2 separate regions of the Homo sapiens genome follow, and region 1 is linked to region 2. A link is a loop called in an ENCODE intact Hi-C map of the cell type or tissue named here. Cell type or tissue: PC-3. All regions are shown on one strand.

The links. A loop is a pair of places that touch in the nucleus more often than their neighbours do. Peaks named below come from ENCODE experiments on the same cell type or tissue, not always from the same donor. Only the 100,000 strongest peaks of a DNase experiment are listed, where the experiment ranks them.
Region 1: it touches region 2 in a loop (16-fold over the local background); 39 of 110 quality-filtered maps call a loop at or near these places.

The regions. Positions count from the first base shown.
Region 1 is chr10:123,128,229-123,136,228 of GRCh38, reverse strand. It overlaps HMX3 (H6 family homeobox 3), which reads right to left and starts at 259. Exons shown (of 2, transcript NM_001105574.2): 1 at 1-259. The coding sequence starts at 178. RefSeq lists silencers at 1-300, 351-430, 811-940, 971-1,090, 2,753-2,842 and enhancers at 94-1,044, 2,922-3,216, 3,283-3,392. In PC-3, CTCF peaks have their summits at 2,871 and 3,071 (motif pointing left); DNase peaks (open chromatin) are centred at 3,058 and 6,458; H3K4me3 peaks cover 1,220 bases; H3K27ac peaks cover 394 bases; H3K27me3 peaks cover 1,669 bases.
Region 2 is chr10:123,377,891-123,385,890 of GRCh38, reverse strand. The region is part of intron 6 of LINC02641 (long intergenic non-protein coding RNA 2641); the gene reads right to left. Among named protein-coding and RNA genes, the nearest start is that of LINC02641, 34 kb to the right of the region's middle. In PC-3, a CTCF peak has its summit at 4,969 (motif pointing right); DNase peaks (open chromatin) are centred at 4,430 and 7,880; H3K4me3 peaks cover 647 bases; H3K27ac peaks cover 2,101 bases.

The DNA.
Region 1 (8,000 bases), 250 kb after region 2:
AGGCTGGCGCGAAGAGCGTCCGTGGGGGCGGCTGAGGCTTAGGGGGCGGCCGGTGGTGGTCTCCGTTGAGCAGGTTCTTGATGGAGAACGGGGACTCCTTGGGAGCGGGTGGGGGGGGCGGCGGCGGTTGGGGCTGTGCGCTGGCGGTGCCGGCAGCGTCCGGCCCGGGTTCCGGCATGGTCCCCTCTCCTCCGGGTCCCCGGGAGGGAGGGAGCGGGACAGGCGGGCGGCGGGGCGAGCAGGCGAGAGGCCGGAAATCAGACCATAAACGGAACTCAACTACGGGGCGCAAAGTCGGGGGCCGCCCCGGGCGCAAATCCAACGGCGGGAGGGCGGAGTGAGGACCCAGACGGGCGGGCTCGCATGAGGGAGGGGTGCGGAGGGGCGGGGAGCGGCCCTGCCGCGGCACCGAGGGATCGAGGCGGCTCGGCTGCGGCTGCGGCTCCCGCGGAGGAGGCAGCAAGAGCAGTCCCCGGCTCGAGGCTGCGTCAATCCGGCGCCGGATGCTAATGATGAAATCAAAATGTCATCCAAGTTAAATGCGGGGAGTATACGGCGATTGGGCGCGTACAATGGCAAATGGGATTAGGCAGGCGAAGGCTCAGCCGAGCCCCGGCCCCGCAGCCGCCTCCGCCACCGCCCCCTCCTCGCCTTCCCTCGGATTTTGGCGCTTTGGCTTCGGGCTATAAGAGCCCGCCCGTTATTGGCTTTATATAGTCCAATTAGGCAGCAAATGAGGACAAGCCTATTAGCACAAAAGGATATTGGCTCCCGCTAAAGAGGCACTCGGAGCGCTCCTGCGAGCGCAGGAGGCGAGCGAGGGACGCGGAGCAGGCGGCGCCCTTGGCCGAAGCGCACTAACGGCCGCGAGCCCGGAGACCGCGCCTGCCTCTCCCCCCTGCGGCGCAGGGACCCGCTTCCCGCCGCCAGGCCTGCGGGAGGGGGGAGGGGCGGACCAGGCCCTCCCGGGTCACCTCGGGGTTATCTGCGCTCGCAGCTGCCGCTCCCCCGCCCCCTGGGGCTGGACAGGGGCCCGCCGCCCCCACGCAGCTGGAGAGCCACGCAGCGCCGGCCCAAGAGGCAGGACGTGACCTCGGCCCTCGGAGAACTCATCATTTTCCTACCCTTTGGGGTCCGGCGACCTCGGTATTTTTCCTAAAGCCTGCTAGGAAGGGCGAGGCCAAGAAGAGAGGGATTTGGGTTCCCCACCCACCATCCAGCCGATAGTAAGGGAATCCAGGTGTAAGTCCTCGCACTGCGTCTTCGGACTCAGAAATCCGCGTGGCCTTGGCCTTTAGCCCTGGAAAACCGAAGAGTGAGCCTTCCCCCGGGACCAGGAGTGGGTGTGCCTGTGTGCGTATGCGCGCTGACCCGGCCAAAACCCGCGCGTCACTCGGTGGGGCTGCTGGGGCAACAGCTTCTCGGCACCGACGGCTGCTCTCGGAAGGGCACCCCTCTGCTCTGGCCGCCGGTGCCCAAGGCTCGCGGATCAACTCCGAGTCTGTGACCCCGACGACAGCACTTTCTCCCAGGAAGTCTCTCCGGCCAGCTGGCGTTTGGAGCTGTCTAACTAACGCTTTAATGGGGGCAAGGTGAACCGAAGGCGCAGCGGCGTAGCTTCCTCCGCCGCGGCAAGCAGCGGCATCCGCTGCGCGTCTCGACGGCAGCGAAGTCCTTAGAGAACCACACTGGACCTTTGCAGAACGGCTTAGTGAAAGGACATTCCACTCCACTGGCTTTAAAAACAGCTCCCCGGTTCGCACGAGAAGCCCATGAGGCAGACATTTAAGACTCATGATTTAAGCATCAAGTAAATCAGAATTGTTTGTGAGGTCCCCTCCCGAGAGACAGCTTTCTTATCAGAGAAAGGTGACAAACTGGCCTCACCCTCTTCCACCCTGGTGAAGCTCCCGCACACGAGGGCTTTTTGGGATCCCTTCACCTCCCCACCGCTTTCTTTTTCGTTAGATTGAGCCTCGCCTAATTCAAGGCCGCCCTGCATTGGCAGACGTGATCGTGTGGGGTCCCCACTTGAGAGGTAGATTTTGTTTTTCGGTCCTGGGGCGTCAGACCCTCCCCCACCAAATCTCGACGGGCATATGTAATGTTTCTTTCTGCATTCATCTACAGCAGCGAACCCCATTTTTGCTTTGGAAATCTGGAAACGTAAATGGCGCTTCCATAAACAATTACTGTTATTACTCCCTTGAGTTTACACAGGGCTTTACTGGAATGCAAAACGCTACGCCATCCAAAATCTGGGTTGGAACGGATCACTGCCCTGAGACCCCAGCAGGGTGGGTCTCATACTTGGATTTTGTAAGTGGAAACCCGCGCCCAGAGAGGAGGAAACTGGGCCTAGGTCGCCCAATCGCTGCTGGATACCCAGAGGTCATTTTCCCCCAACCGCAGAAATAGCTCGATGCACGTAGGTCTATGAGGGTTGGGTGGGCACCGCCTGCACACAGCCTGCCACGCGGCCGAGTATGCGTGGAGAGACCCCGGCGTGTATGCCTGTGTGTTTTGGGAGCTTCGCCATTCAGCGCAGACGCATGCAAACTTGGCTAGAGTTCTGACGCACGAAAGTCGACTTTAAACTGGGAATGCTGAGGGTTCAGTCTGGGGAGGGGGACTCGTGGCTGATCACAACTCCAGCGCTAGACTCAGATGGGGAGGGGACAGGCCCAGTGTGGCGGGAGAAGAGTCCGGGACAGCCGCCCGCATCCCTGCTGTGCGGCTACCGGATCCCGGCTTTCCGGTTGTCGCCCCAAGTTCTCCGGTTGACTCCCCTCCCAGGGGCGCGCAGGGGCGCTGTTATGTGCTTGTGTTTGGCCCGGGAGAGGAGCTTCTCCAGTGTCAGCACTCTCAGCCCATCCTCTCAGTTTTAGGGATTGCTGGGCTTGAAAAGCGGGATGTATTGAGTAGATCTTTCCCTTCCCCTTCGAGAAAGCTGGTGGGAGTCGGGTCTGGGCGCGGACTCAGCCCTTTACTCGCCGTCTGGCGAGAGGTGTTGCCAGCGTTCTTGCGCTCACGACTCCATTCAAAGTCAGGCAGACAGCGCCCTCTATGGGACAGCCTCTGAACCAAGCCTGCAGGTTCCGCTGGAGAAACCGCTGTCCCGGCGCAGGACGTTTAAAAGCCATTGAGGTCTCGCCCTTCGCCGCCGCAGTTAGAAAACAAAAGCATTTTTTCTCTGGATCCCGGGAGAAGAAGTGGGTGAAATCGCCTTCAGATCTCTGCTGATCTCTACCTGGCCACGACAGGAAGTGGTCTCGCCTGCCTGTCATCCTCCTTCCCGCTTTTCCTGCCTGTTTTAGGGCCCATTCTGTGGTCCCCGTCTCGTTCTATCCTTTAGGTGCCGGTCCTAACCTCAGGCTAGGTGTTCTCCAGGAAGGACTCGGGGAGGGAAGGAGGGAACGGGCCTGCCTCATTCGTCTTCCCAGGACTCAGCGCCGCCGGCCGATCAGCGGACGAAACGCTTGTGCTCAGGAAATGCTTGTGCTCAGGAAACGCTTGTATTAATGCCTGAATGCCTGAGTGAGACGAATGAATGAATGGATGAATGAATGAATGGATTCACAGTTCCCTTACAGAGAATTGGCCCACTTGATTAGGGACCTTCAGATAGCCTGATCATACCCAAAAGCTGTTTTTAAAGAGTTTAATGAAATCTGAGATCTTTTGATGCTGCATTTTACAAAACCTAAAGGAGCCCAAGGAATAGGACCTTTGGGGGACCTTTCCCAGGCTAATCTCAGGCAGATGGGCTGTGAGAGCGGGTCTCTACACCACCCACCCTTGGGACAAGGAGCCAAGAGGGCAGAAGGGGACTGGAGAATGCCAGTGATTAACACCCAACTTTTACACAAAAGCATGAGGCCTGATACAGGAGTGCTTGGCATGGCATTCTCACCTGCCCCAGGCCCACCACACACACAAAGCACATACACGTTTGTGCACACACACAAGTCAGTAAGCAAGGCGCTTCCCAAAGGAGGGGAGCTTTCCATATTTTTCAGTACTTCATCTAAGAGAAGGCTGCTTCCTTCCCTCCATAGCCATACTACGGTCCTTCTCCTTGGAGCAGCTTCCTGGCACAGCCCACCTCCTTATCCATGGACGGGGTGGGGACTGCTTAGGCTTCTAGCCAAAGCTGCAAAACTCCCAGGCTGGAGGCCCCCACAATTAACATAGAGGGTTTGCCCTGGTCCTGATGGCCTCATTTTACCACCCACCTCTTCTGACCTGCAGGTCCTTGCTTTGAAGGCAGAATGGACAAAAGCCTGGAATTGTGATCCTGGGGAAACTGTGCTACCTACACATGCTACACAAGCTCTTTACTGGGACTTTCCTGGAAAGTTCTCTCCCATCTTTCTCGATGCCACCAGGAATGCTGCCAATGATGTCTCCCTCTGACTAAATACTGACCCTTAGAAAATACACAGCCCTGGGAGACAGGTCACAGCCAAGCTGTGCCTGATCACATATGTTTCCTGCATCACATACAATGTCCTTAGAGTGACTGAATGTCTTACCCTTTCATGACAGTGAGGGTAACAGTTATGTGGAGGTAATGTCGGCTCACGGTCATTGAATCCTTATTAGAAGCCAGGCACTATAACTTGGTGAGGTAGGTACTATTATTCTTTCTGATTGATAGATGAGGAAACTGAGGTCCCAAGTATGACAAGGAAGAGCTGGAGAGAGTACTAAAACATTTAGCCTCATAGGGTTGTTACAAGGACAGGGCTGGCCTACAGTAAGTGCTATGTAAGTCCTAGCTATTGTGCTGTTATTCCTCATTCATTCATTCTTCAAGATGAACCCACAGGCCAAAGTCTGTTCTTGCAGTGTTGCCTTGAGAAAGCTAACACAGTTCTGCAATGGAGAGATGCCCCAAGAGTTGCTTCCTTGCTTCAAGGAGGCCTTACTCTTCTATCCAGAAATGAGCCAGCTCTCTCCCACGTCCTCGTTTCTCTTCCTGGTTCCCTTGTCTTCTTTGAAAGTTCTTCTTACAGTGAGGCACAGTGGCTCACATCCATAATCCCAGCACTTTGGGAAGCTGAGGTGGGAGGGCCTCACTTGAGACTAGGAGTTTGAGACCAACCTGAACAACACAGTGAGACCCTGTCTCTACAAAACATTTTTGAAAAAGTCTTTCTCCCCAAACCAAGAATCTTTCAAGTGTAATTATTTGCAGGTTGCTCTCTATCCTCAGAGTTCTCATTAGGGGAGAAGAAGTATAATTTACAATGCAATAAAATCCACAATTTTGAGAATACAACCTCATAAACTTTGACAAATATATACCCCTGAGTAATTATCAACTGTATTTCCCCACCCTGAAAGTTTTCTCCTGGCCCTTTGCAATCAATTCCCCCAAACCCCACCCTAAGAGACCACTGTTGACTTTTAGAATTAAGACGAGTTATTCTGGTTCTAGAAGTTCAATTAAATAACCACGTCCAGTATGTACTCTTTCTGAGTCTGCTTCTTTGAGTCAATGAATCTGTGTGATTCATTTGTTTTGTTGTGCAGGGTATTTTTAGCAGAAGAGTGGCATATCTGCCTTACATTTAAGTCAACTTTAGATTCATCAAGTTCCAATGGGATTCTCAACCTAAAGAAATTCCACATCCCATGAATGGAGGAAGAAAATGTGGTCTATCCATACAATGGAAAATTGTTCATCAATACAAAGGAATCCAGCACTGATACATGCTGCAATGTGGATGAGCCTTTGAAAGATGCCAAAGTAAAAGACCACATATTGTTTGACTCCATTTAAATGAAATGTCCAGAGGAGGCTACTTCATAGAGACAGAAAGGAAATAAGCGATTAGCAGATGCTAGGGGGATGAGGGGAATGAAGAGTGACTGCAAATGTGTATGGGGTTTCTTTTTGGGGGTGATGAAAATGTTTTAAAATTGGTTGTGATGATGGTTGTCCAACTCCATGACTGTACTAAAACTTTCAGTGAGTAGGTTGTATAATACATTAGTGCTGTCTCAGTCAAGTGGTTATGAAAATATTCACCTCCCAGCCACCATGCATAGGTACAAGCTTTCCAATGCCTCTTGTCTTGAGAGCCCGATGGAGCTGGTCCAGTGACCCAGCTGGGGCTCCCCCAACCTTCCCTGCATAGTTCCTCTTTCTGCTGGTGGCTGGGCAGGGGGTGAGGGATGCAAGGATCATTGGCTCAGCCTCCTGTGTATGAGAAACTCTCTCCCCACAGAATAGGGGGAAGCCTAGCCCATGTAGCCTTCAGTGAGGTCATGCAAGCCACATCAGAGCTGAGTACCTCGATAGCGAAGCCTGTCCCCATGGCCCACATTGGGCTGTTATCCAGGATGTCTCTCTTCTAGCTCTGATGCAATTTGATTCTGTGCTTCTTCCCTCAGTGACTGAGGAATGACCCATTCTCCCTGAGTCATCACTTCTGCCACACGAATGTGGCACAATCAGAACAATCAAAGGTCATGTCATATAAGCCAAGATGACTCCTAAGGACAACTGGGAGAGGAGTGGCTGAAGCTTCCTCCCAACAATGCCTGAGCAGCCCTGAAGAGTCATCTCATTTATTCACTTAGTTAGCAACATGCCTGGGCAGACATTGTGCCAGGCTCTGGGGGTATAAGACTAAATCAGTCACAACTTCTGTTCTTGGGGTGCTCATAGCCTAGAAATGAAAACTGAAAAGGGAGTGAATAATGGCAATGCAATGTGAGAGGCAAAGTACCTCTAGCACATTTAGGCACAAAGTGATTTGGGATCACAGAGAAGGAAACAACTAATTCAGTCTGGTGGTTTAGTGTAATCAGTGGAGGCTTCCTGGAGGAGGTGATCAACCAGGGTCTTGATGAGTGTGTTATCAGGTAGGGAAGGGAGAAGAACAAAGAGGCTGAGGAAATGTCAGAATGTAGCCATAGAGTTTGTGCTGGGGAGGGTGCACAGATTGCTGGAGATGGGGAACAGAGCTGGGCCAAAGAGACTGCTTCCCTTGAATTCCTGCATCAGCGATTGTGGGCCCTTGAATTCCTGCATCAAAATCAATAGGTCTTTCCACAAAGACCATCATATCATATTGTGGCAGCAGTAAGGAGAGCATGGGCTCAGGAATCTGCAATTTTGCTAGATGTAGTAAGCTGATTTCTAGCACCATCCCTGTATCACTTTCCTACGGTTGCCTTAACTAAGTGCCACAATCTGGAGGGCTTAAAACAATGGAAATCTATTGTTTCACAATTCTGGAGGCCAAATGTCCAAACTCAAGGAGTCAGTAAGGCCATGCTCTCTCTGAGTTTCCAAAGAAGAATTTGTTCTAGGGAAGGATACCTCTCTCCTAGCTTCTGGTAGGACAAGGTCCAAATAAGGTCAGTTTACAGATACTGGGAGTTAGGACTTCAGCATATCTTTTTGGAGGACACAATTCAACACCTGCCCACAGTGATCCCCACCTCTGAGCATTCATGTGCTTGTGTAATTCTCTCCCCCTGAATACAGGCTGGACCTAGTAACTTGATTGTAACCAACAGAATACAATAAAGGTGATGGAATGTCACTTCCATGACTGGGTTACAAGATTGTAACTTCTGTGCATTAGCTGACTCTCTCTATTCCCTTCTCAGTTTGCATGCTTTCATGAACCAAGGGTGGCCTCATACCAACAGCCAGTGATAAACTGACTTCCTAAGTTAAACAGCCTGTGAGAAACTCGGTGTTGCCAATAACCGCTTTGTGAGTTTGAAAGTGGATCTTTCTCCAATCAAGCCTTCAGTTGAGAACACAGCCCCTGGGACAACACTTTGATTGGAGCCTTGCAATAGACCATGAATCTGAGGCTCCTGTCCCACAGAAACTGTGAGATAATAAATATGTATGTCTTAAGCCACTAAGTTTTGGAGTAATTTGTTAAACAGTAGTCAATAACTAATAGAACAGTTCTCTAGGTATTTCTTATGCCTACCAGGGTCTGAAGACCTAAGCAATGGGGAGCCAT
Region 2 (8,000 bases):
ACTAAAGAGGCAGAGGATACCTCCCTGTCCTTGCCTTTGGGGTGACCATGTGACTTGCTGTGGCTGACAGAGTGAGTGGATATGATGTAGCCAAACATTTGTAAAGTGCTTATGCAGTTGGGCTTTCCCGTTTGGGCCTCTGCCATGACCATAAGAACATACCCAGGTTAGCCCAGTGACCCCGGGAGGATGAGAGGCACATGGAGGAGAGATGAACCAACCCTGCTGAGCCCAGCCTAGATGGTCTGATCCCTGGCAGATTCCCAGACACACAAATGAGCCCAGCCATGATCAGATCTCCAGCCAACCTGAAGGCCCAGGAGAATAAATGATTTTTCTTTTAAGCCACTGAGTTTTAGCATGGTTTGTTAAGTAGCAAAATCAACCCCTTTAGAAGGAAATTTGGCAACAAATTCCCTTGGCCATTACACTACTAGAATTTTCTAGAGGATACACCCACCTCCACAAAATGCACTTTGTTAGCTTTTGTCATTTAGTGGGATTGGTGGGATGGAGCAACAGAAATACTGTCAGTGGGCTGGTGGTATAGCACAACAGAAATAAAGGAAAACAAGGACCAGAAGGGTGGTCAGCGACCCTGGGCCTGCACAGGACATGACGTGATATAGGAACATCACAAACAGCAGCAGCTCCTTCCCTTTCCCTTTGACAAACACACTAGAAAAAAACAAACAAACAAAAAACTTGACCTACTGATAGCATTTGAATCCAAGAATTGCATTTCATTTGAGAGCTAAGGCCAAAGCCAGAACCAAGAGGGCAGTGGTGAGCTCTGATGCTGTGGATTCAAGACAACTCAAACTTGCAGGGAATACATAAACTCTTAATTTTATGTCTTAATGATATGTTAAGAATAAGATTATGATTGTTGCATTTTTGAGTAGAACATAAGGTCATTTCGTCCAGTCCCTCATTTTACAGATGAAAAAACTGAGGCCCAGAGAAGCCAAAGACACAGCAAGGGTGCAGCAGAGCCAGACTGGAATATGGGTGTGGTCACTGCCTCCTCCTGTCCCTCCAGGCTATCCCCGAAGGCTACAGAATCCTCCTGTTCATCATAAGGGGAAGATCTTTTGTGAGACAGCCCAAGACTGATACTAGATGCTCCAAGCTTCTGTCCTGTTTCATCTTTAACTGAGCACCAGGCACCAGATCTACACTTCCATGTCACCATCATCTTAAACCTGAAGTCTCTATTAAGCTCCACCCAGGAGACCAGTTGCCTCCTCTGTAGAAACACTTCATGTTCTGAAGGTGCTGGTGCCACCGGCTGACTCCAAGAGGTGTTGTCAGCAGGCAGTGCTATCTGATCTGGCCCTCTGTTCCCTCTGTTTCTTTTAGTTGTGTGTCTGTTGCATTCTTTTAACTCTCCCCTTGTTCCACCCCTACAAAGAAGCAAGATGCAGATAACGTGACAGAATAAAATAACATTTAAAAGAGAAAAAAGATTAAGAACCATTTCAGTAGGCTCTGGCCTGGCTGGTGTGTGCTGATGGAGTCAGGGAGCACACGCAGGAGGTGTCTGATAGTCGCGCGGTGAGAAGAAAGTTGGACAGGCATTGAGGAAGCATGGAGAACTGGTTTCCAGTGCTAGCACTTTGCCATCCCTGGGGACATGAGGGAAGTTACTGAACCTCTCTAAGGCTGTCCCATCTGTAGCCTGGGGACAGCAGCAGCCTCTTGGCAGCTTTCATGAGATAGCATGACGTTGCTGTGGGGACCTTTAGGGCAGGACCCATAATGATGATACTTAAATCATCCTTGTTATAGAAGAGAGGTAACAACCCTTCTTCGGTCCCAAGGTCACTCCTCTGCTCCAGAATGCAGGGAGTTTCTCCTGAAAGTCGGTCTTCATTCTTCCTCTGCAGATGGCATGGTCCCACTCATTCCCTTATTTATTCCAAATTCAACCATTTACCATTTATTTCTCCCATCCCTCAGCTTCCTTCCATTGCCACCTAGTTTAGGACATCACCAGCCACCCGGATCCATCCACACTGCTCTCAGTCCTGGCCTCCAGGGCACCCCATACCGCAGCAGAGAAGGGTGTGTTCCTAAAATGCACTGCTCTTAGGATGAAAAGCACATCCTGAATACAACCAACACGCCGCCATGATGCTGGCTGCTGCCCACACTGCCAGCCTCATCTCATTCTCCTCTCTCCTCCCCGCTCCTCAGACCAGCCACGCTGTGCCACACTCTCATTTCCCCAAACCTACCATTTCTATATTCCCTAGAACTGCCATAACAAATCTCCACAAACCTAGTGGCTTAAAACAGCAGAAATTTATTCTCTCCCCGTCTAGAGGCCAGAAGTCCAAAATTAAGGTGTGGATTTTGCCCCACTCCCTATGCAGGCTGGAGGGGAGGACATTTTCTTGCCTCTCGTGGCTTCCAGGGGTGGCTGGTAGCCCTTGGGGTTTCTGGGCTTCCAGCTGCAGCACTTCCCTCTCTGCCTCCACTGTCACAAGGCGACCTCCCTCGTGTGTCTGTGTCCTCACATGGCATTCTCCTCCCTGTGTGTCTCCCTCCACTCTTCTTATAAGGACACAAGTCATATAGGATTTAGGGCCCAACCTACTTCAATATGACCTCATCTTCACTTGATAACATCTGCAAAGACCCTATTTCCAAATGAGGTTGCATTCACGGGTACCAGGACTGAGCAGTTTTTAGGGAGATGCAACTCAACCCATACCTGCCAAACATCTTCATGATCAGACCCTTCCTGCAAGACCTTCCCTTTGCTGACACACTTTCCCTACCCACTCTCTCACCCACCTTCATTCTGTCCCTCTGCCCCACCCTGTGGATTTCAGGTCAAAAGTCACCTGCTTCAGGAAGCCTCCCCTGATATACCAGGTCAGTTCCTATTGTGCTTGCTGAATGTCTCTGAGGCCCTCATCCTCCTGTTGAATAGACCTATGGGGCTATTCAACTAACGTCTGCCTCCTCCACGAGATTACATGCTGCACAGGGACAGAAGCAGACCACTTTGTTTATCACCATGTCCCCAGCATTAAGAACCAAGCCGGTGCTCAGTACACTCAGTACAAGTGAGCTAACAAATGAACAAACTGAGATTGAGAGCACTGTGTGCTAGGCTACAAGGATACAGAGACACTGATGTGGTTTAGATCTGTGGCCCCACCCAAATCACATGTCAAATTATAATCCCCAGTGTTGGAGGCCTGGTGGGAGGTGACTGGATCATGAGGGTGGAGTTTTCGTGAATGGTTTAGCCCCATCCCCACTTGGCACGGTATAGTGAGTGAGTTCTCTTGAGATTTGGTTGTTTAAGTGTGGCGCCTCCTCCCTCTCTCTCTTCCTCCTCTTCCAGCCATGTAAAGTGCTGGCTCCCACTTCCTCTTCCACCATGAATGTAAGTTTCCTGAGGCTTCCCCAGAAGCCAAGCAGATGTTAGAATAACATTTTCTGTACAGCCTGCAGAATCGTGAGCCAATTAAACCTCTTTTCTTTATAAATTACCCAGTCTCAGGTATTTCTTTGTAGCAATGCTAGAACAAACTAGTACAGACACCACGGTAGAAGGGGTGGGGTCTCCTGTCTCTTGGCTCAATAGGAAGGAAGGCACCAGACAAGTAACTAAAAGGGAAGGTGGCACATCCTACACCCCAGGGACGAACCAGATACAACAGGATTCAGACTAATTGCTGGGAGACAATAAGGGTTTCACCTCGAAGCTGCCAATTGAGCTGAGTTTTACAGGGAAAGAACGGAGAGAAAGGCATTCCAGGCAGAGGGACCAGCCTATGCAAAGGCACTGAGGTGAGAAAAGGTTCAGAGTATGTGGAGAGCAGTAAGATCCAATCCCCAAATGGACCAGCCAGGCCAAACTTGGGAAACATTGTCTAAGAGTAGGAAATACTCCATGGATGGAGACTTTTCCCTACTACCCACCACAACTACATCCAGAGTGAAAGAAATGGAGAGGTTAAGTAGCCTTTGCTATGGCAAAAGGAAGGATCCTGCGGTTTGCATTTGATTTGAGCCACTCAGTTGCAACTGTGAAGCCATGGCCTCCATCCCTGCATATTCCATAGTAGGCAGCACCTCAGAGTTCCAAATCCTGGGACTTTTCTTTTAAAGGTCTCTGGAAAAGCACAGTAGGTGCCCTTTAGGAACTGGGAATTAAAAGATCACAACAAGAAAGTCCCTTTTCCTGCTGTCCTTGCTCCTTGCTCCTCCTGTGGCCCTGACTGAGACGGGGAGGCCCACGTCTCTGCCTGGCCCCTAAAGAACACTGTGAGTGCATGGAGCCGTCTCTCCTTCCCTTCCCAAAGTCCCCAGAAGTTCTAGCCTGGCTTCCAGAAACATGCTTCAGCAGTGGTCTGGTGTGATTCAGTTTTTGTTACTTCCTGAGCGTGACTAATCCAATTTGACCCTTCCCTGCCATGTACACAGAGTCCTTCTCACTCTTCTCTACACCACAAGAGTGGCCTATTGTGCAGCAAGAAATCCATGCTGATCAATTCAGGGCAGGCTGCATTAGGAAGGCAAATTACACGAATATGAGTTGGGGATAACTATGATTAATCCTTTGGCCAGGCAGAGCCCTGATTCCCGTCATGCCCTTGGGCAGCTCAGAGGTGACAGGGATAAGGACAGCACTTCTGATGGCCGCTGGACCCAGCCATTCATTACCGTGATGTCCCCATCACTGAGCCTACTGATGAGATTATTGATCGTGGGAAATAATTATATGAAATGCATTGCAGTAAGCATCGGCCATTGTCTTTGTATTTATTGGCAAGGGATGTTAAGCTTTTCCTCATTTTAGAAGAGCTTCACTTTTAGGAATTAATTGATGGAACCTTTTCAAACTAACAATTGTTACTTTCATGGGGGAAAAAGCAGGAGAGAGCGGAGGAAAAACAGAAAGAAGAAGCAAACATCAACGTATAGGAAAGGCCTAGAAAAATGGGAAGTCTAGTACCCAGTAGATGGTGCTGTAATCAAATTCTAAAACTTGTTATACCAGAAGCTCAGAAAAGTGCTGGAGAAAGTGAGAGGAAGGGAAAGCTTGTCGGAATTAAAGGTACACAGTTCAATGGACTTGGCCCTATCTCTCACTTTAGTAAAAGATGATGTTGATGTTGATGATGATGACAACGAGGATGATGATGATGGTGGTGGCGGTGATGGTGGTGATGACGATGATGATGGTGATGATGATGGTGATCATGATGATAGTGGTGGTGATAATGGTGATGATGATGGTGATGATAATGATGGTGATTATGGTAGTGAGATGATGATAAAGGCAAGGCTTCCTTCTAGAAATAACAGACTGGGAGGGTTTTCTACTTTGAAAGGAGTCAATGCAAGGCGATGCTGGGAGATAAGAGCCCCCCAGAACCAAATATACTTGTCCCCTTGCCCACTTTGGTCCCATAGAAATCCTAGAAAAATTAGTTAAGGGTGAAAAGGCCCTTTCAGCACTGAATATTAAGTGACACCTAAAGATATCTTCAATTCCACCCCAATGAGAACAAATGTCATTCACATACATTTTCCCCACATAAGGAAACTTGTGTATAAAAAAGCTGCTTTCAGATTTTTGAAATAAATAACTAGAGTGGACCAGATGGGGAGCTGAGTGTGCGAGTGAACCACCTATTTTCACATCGGTTGCTGTCGGCTTGCCCAGAGCCTTTCCAGACCCCTTTGAGACCTCAGGTAGAGGGCTTATGGCTGGGAGCCCTCAGGTGGATGGGGAGAGGAGCTCTTGAGAACAACTGGGAAAGCCTATTGTTTTGTGGACCACTGGGGAGGGAGGGGTTAACTCCATCACAGGAGGAAAGAAGGGCTGGGAAGCATAGGTGTAACTGGAGACGTCTTTGGATTTGCACACTGGACAGCTAGCCGCCACCATGTGTGCAGATGAAATTCTCTTTGACTCCTTCAATCACTGCCCCCATGTGCCTTGCGAGGCCTTCCCAAGCATCGAGAGCATCACACTGTCTTCATGTGGCTGTAGAAGGCTTTCTTTGGATGCAGGCTCATGGTTGGTTTGTTGGCAAATACCCCCACTCCTAAGAAGCCACCTGCATGTTGCAAAGCATTCTGAAATACCTGGATGGAATTGCTGGGGTAAAGGTCAAGGCCGGGTACCTAAACTGTGGAGGAATGGCGTGATTCCTGGGAGCAGGGATGGCTGGAAATAGACGTGGGCCCAGGGTTTCACAGGGTACAGAGCTTGGTGGGGGGGATGCCAGTACTATGTGTGTTTCCATAGACACAATGCTCTAATTGCCCCTGGGCTGCCTCCCTGGGGCCGCTTAGATGATCCAGTCTCATCTCAGTTATAGAATTTGGGCAAAAGGAATAAATTAGGCAATGTGGCTGAGGAGGGTTTTGGGGGTGAGGCAAACCTTGAGCTTGACCCTGAAGACCCTGGGGAATGCAGAGGGAGAGGGAGGAGTCGAGGAGGGTTTCAGGTAGCAGAGAAGAGTCAGGAGGCACAGGGAGCCTTGGGCAAGCAGAGGGGCGTGGTCCCACTCAAAGGTAAAGGGAGAAATACGAGCTCCAAGCAGAGATCACTAGGGATGGCACCAAAGCAGGAGGCCCCCATACCCCAAATTCCTCATGGGAACTCGGCAGGTCTCCGTGGTGGCCCATGGCAGGCACATGGTGCCAGTGTCACAGGCTTGTTATAAAATCCATACAGAACTCCACAGGGGCAAGCACTGATTCAGACAGTGTGCTGCAGCTGTGAAGCCTTGCTGTCTCCTTGCTGCTCTCAGCAAGTCTCCTCTTTCCAGGGAGCTGTGCAAACCCATCAAGGAAACATTTCCATTCTCACCTTCTCAGGCGGGCACCTTCTTCTACACGTGTGACTCTGCCATGCCCCCTCCTGCTCAGCATGGCCTTGGCTGAATTCAACAGTCACCCAGCATGCCGTGTGGCCCCAGCTTACCACCACCTCCCATGGCTGAGAACAGCACATGCCACCCAAGAGCTCATCAGTTTACTTGTCCTTTTTTAACTGGAAAAAAAAAATCAGCAATTCAAAGGCCGAGGAAGAACTCAGTGAACCAGCTTCAATATGACAGTTACATGGAAATGTCCAAAACTTTCCAAGTCAGCCAGGATGGAACCCATTCTTTACTGAATACTAGCGGCCAGTGCCTTCAATGCAGCATCGATCTTCCTGCTGCCCCCAGCCCAGGACATGAGACCTCCAAGAACCTTTGACCAGGGTGGCCCCATCTTGAGAACCATGATCGGCCTCACCCTGTTGGCATCTCTTTGCCAGCATTGACCAAGGAGGAGTTAGGGCAGAGTTGCCCCTTCCGATGCCTCTGGCTAGAATGGGTGACAGCACAGAGCAAACAGCTCCTTGATACAACTGCCAGTTTCTGCTGAGGACTCAACTGAACTCAAGCCTGCAGACATTTCTATTGGGATCACACAACTGTCCTTTTAGCCTTGCAACAAAGCCACAAAAAAGTGTCTCAGGGAGTTCTCTTACAGCTGGGAGACCTAGTGTTGATTGGACCCTGGAACTAAAAACATGCCAAGCTAGCTGCAAGATTCAGGGCTCTGCTGGGTCTCTCTTTTGAGAGGCAGCATCTCCTCACTTGCTTTGCCCAGCAGAGGTGGGGCTGGCACAGGCCTGAGATCTCCAGAAAGCAGCCCGATGAAGGGGTGGGAGGGAGAGGGGTCGGGAAGGGAGGCCCGAGAGAGAGCCGTGGGGCAGCATGGGTCAAGGACGCCCCTTCACCCCCACCGCTTGTGGCTTTCCAACACCCAGCCCTTACTATGACAGTTCACGCCCAGCAGGTAAATATTTAGACTATTGCCTAAACGTTTTGGCATTTATGGACTCAAGGAAAACTGCAGCCAAGTCAGAAAACTTTTTCATAAATCACATTCCCTTGTGTAACACTTCTCATGTGTCCAGACTATTGAGCCACAGATACATTTCCTTAGGCTATAGAATTTCATTTAATCCA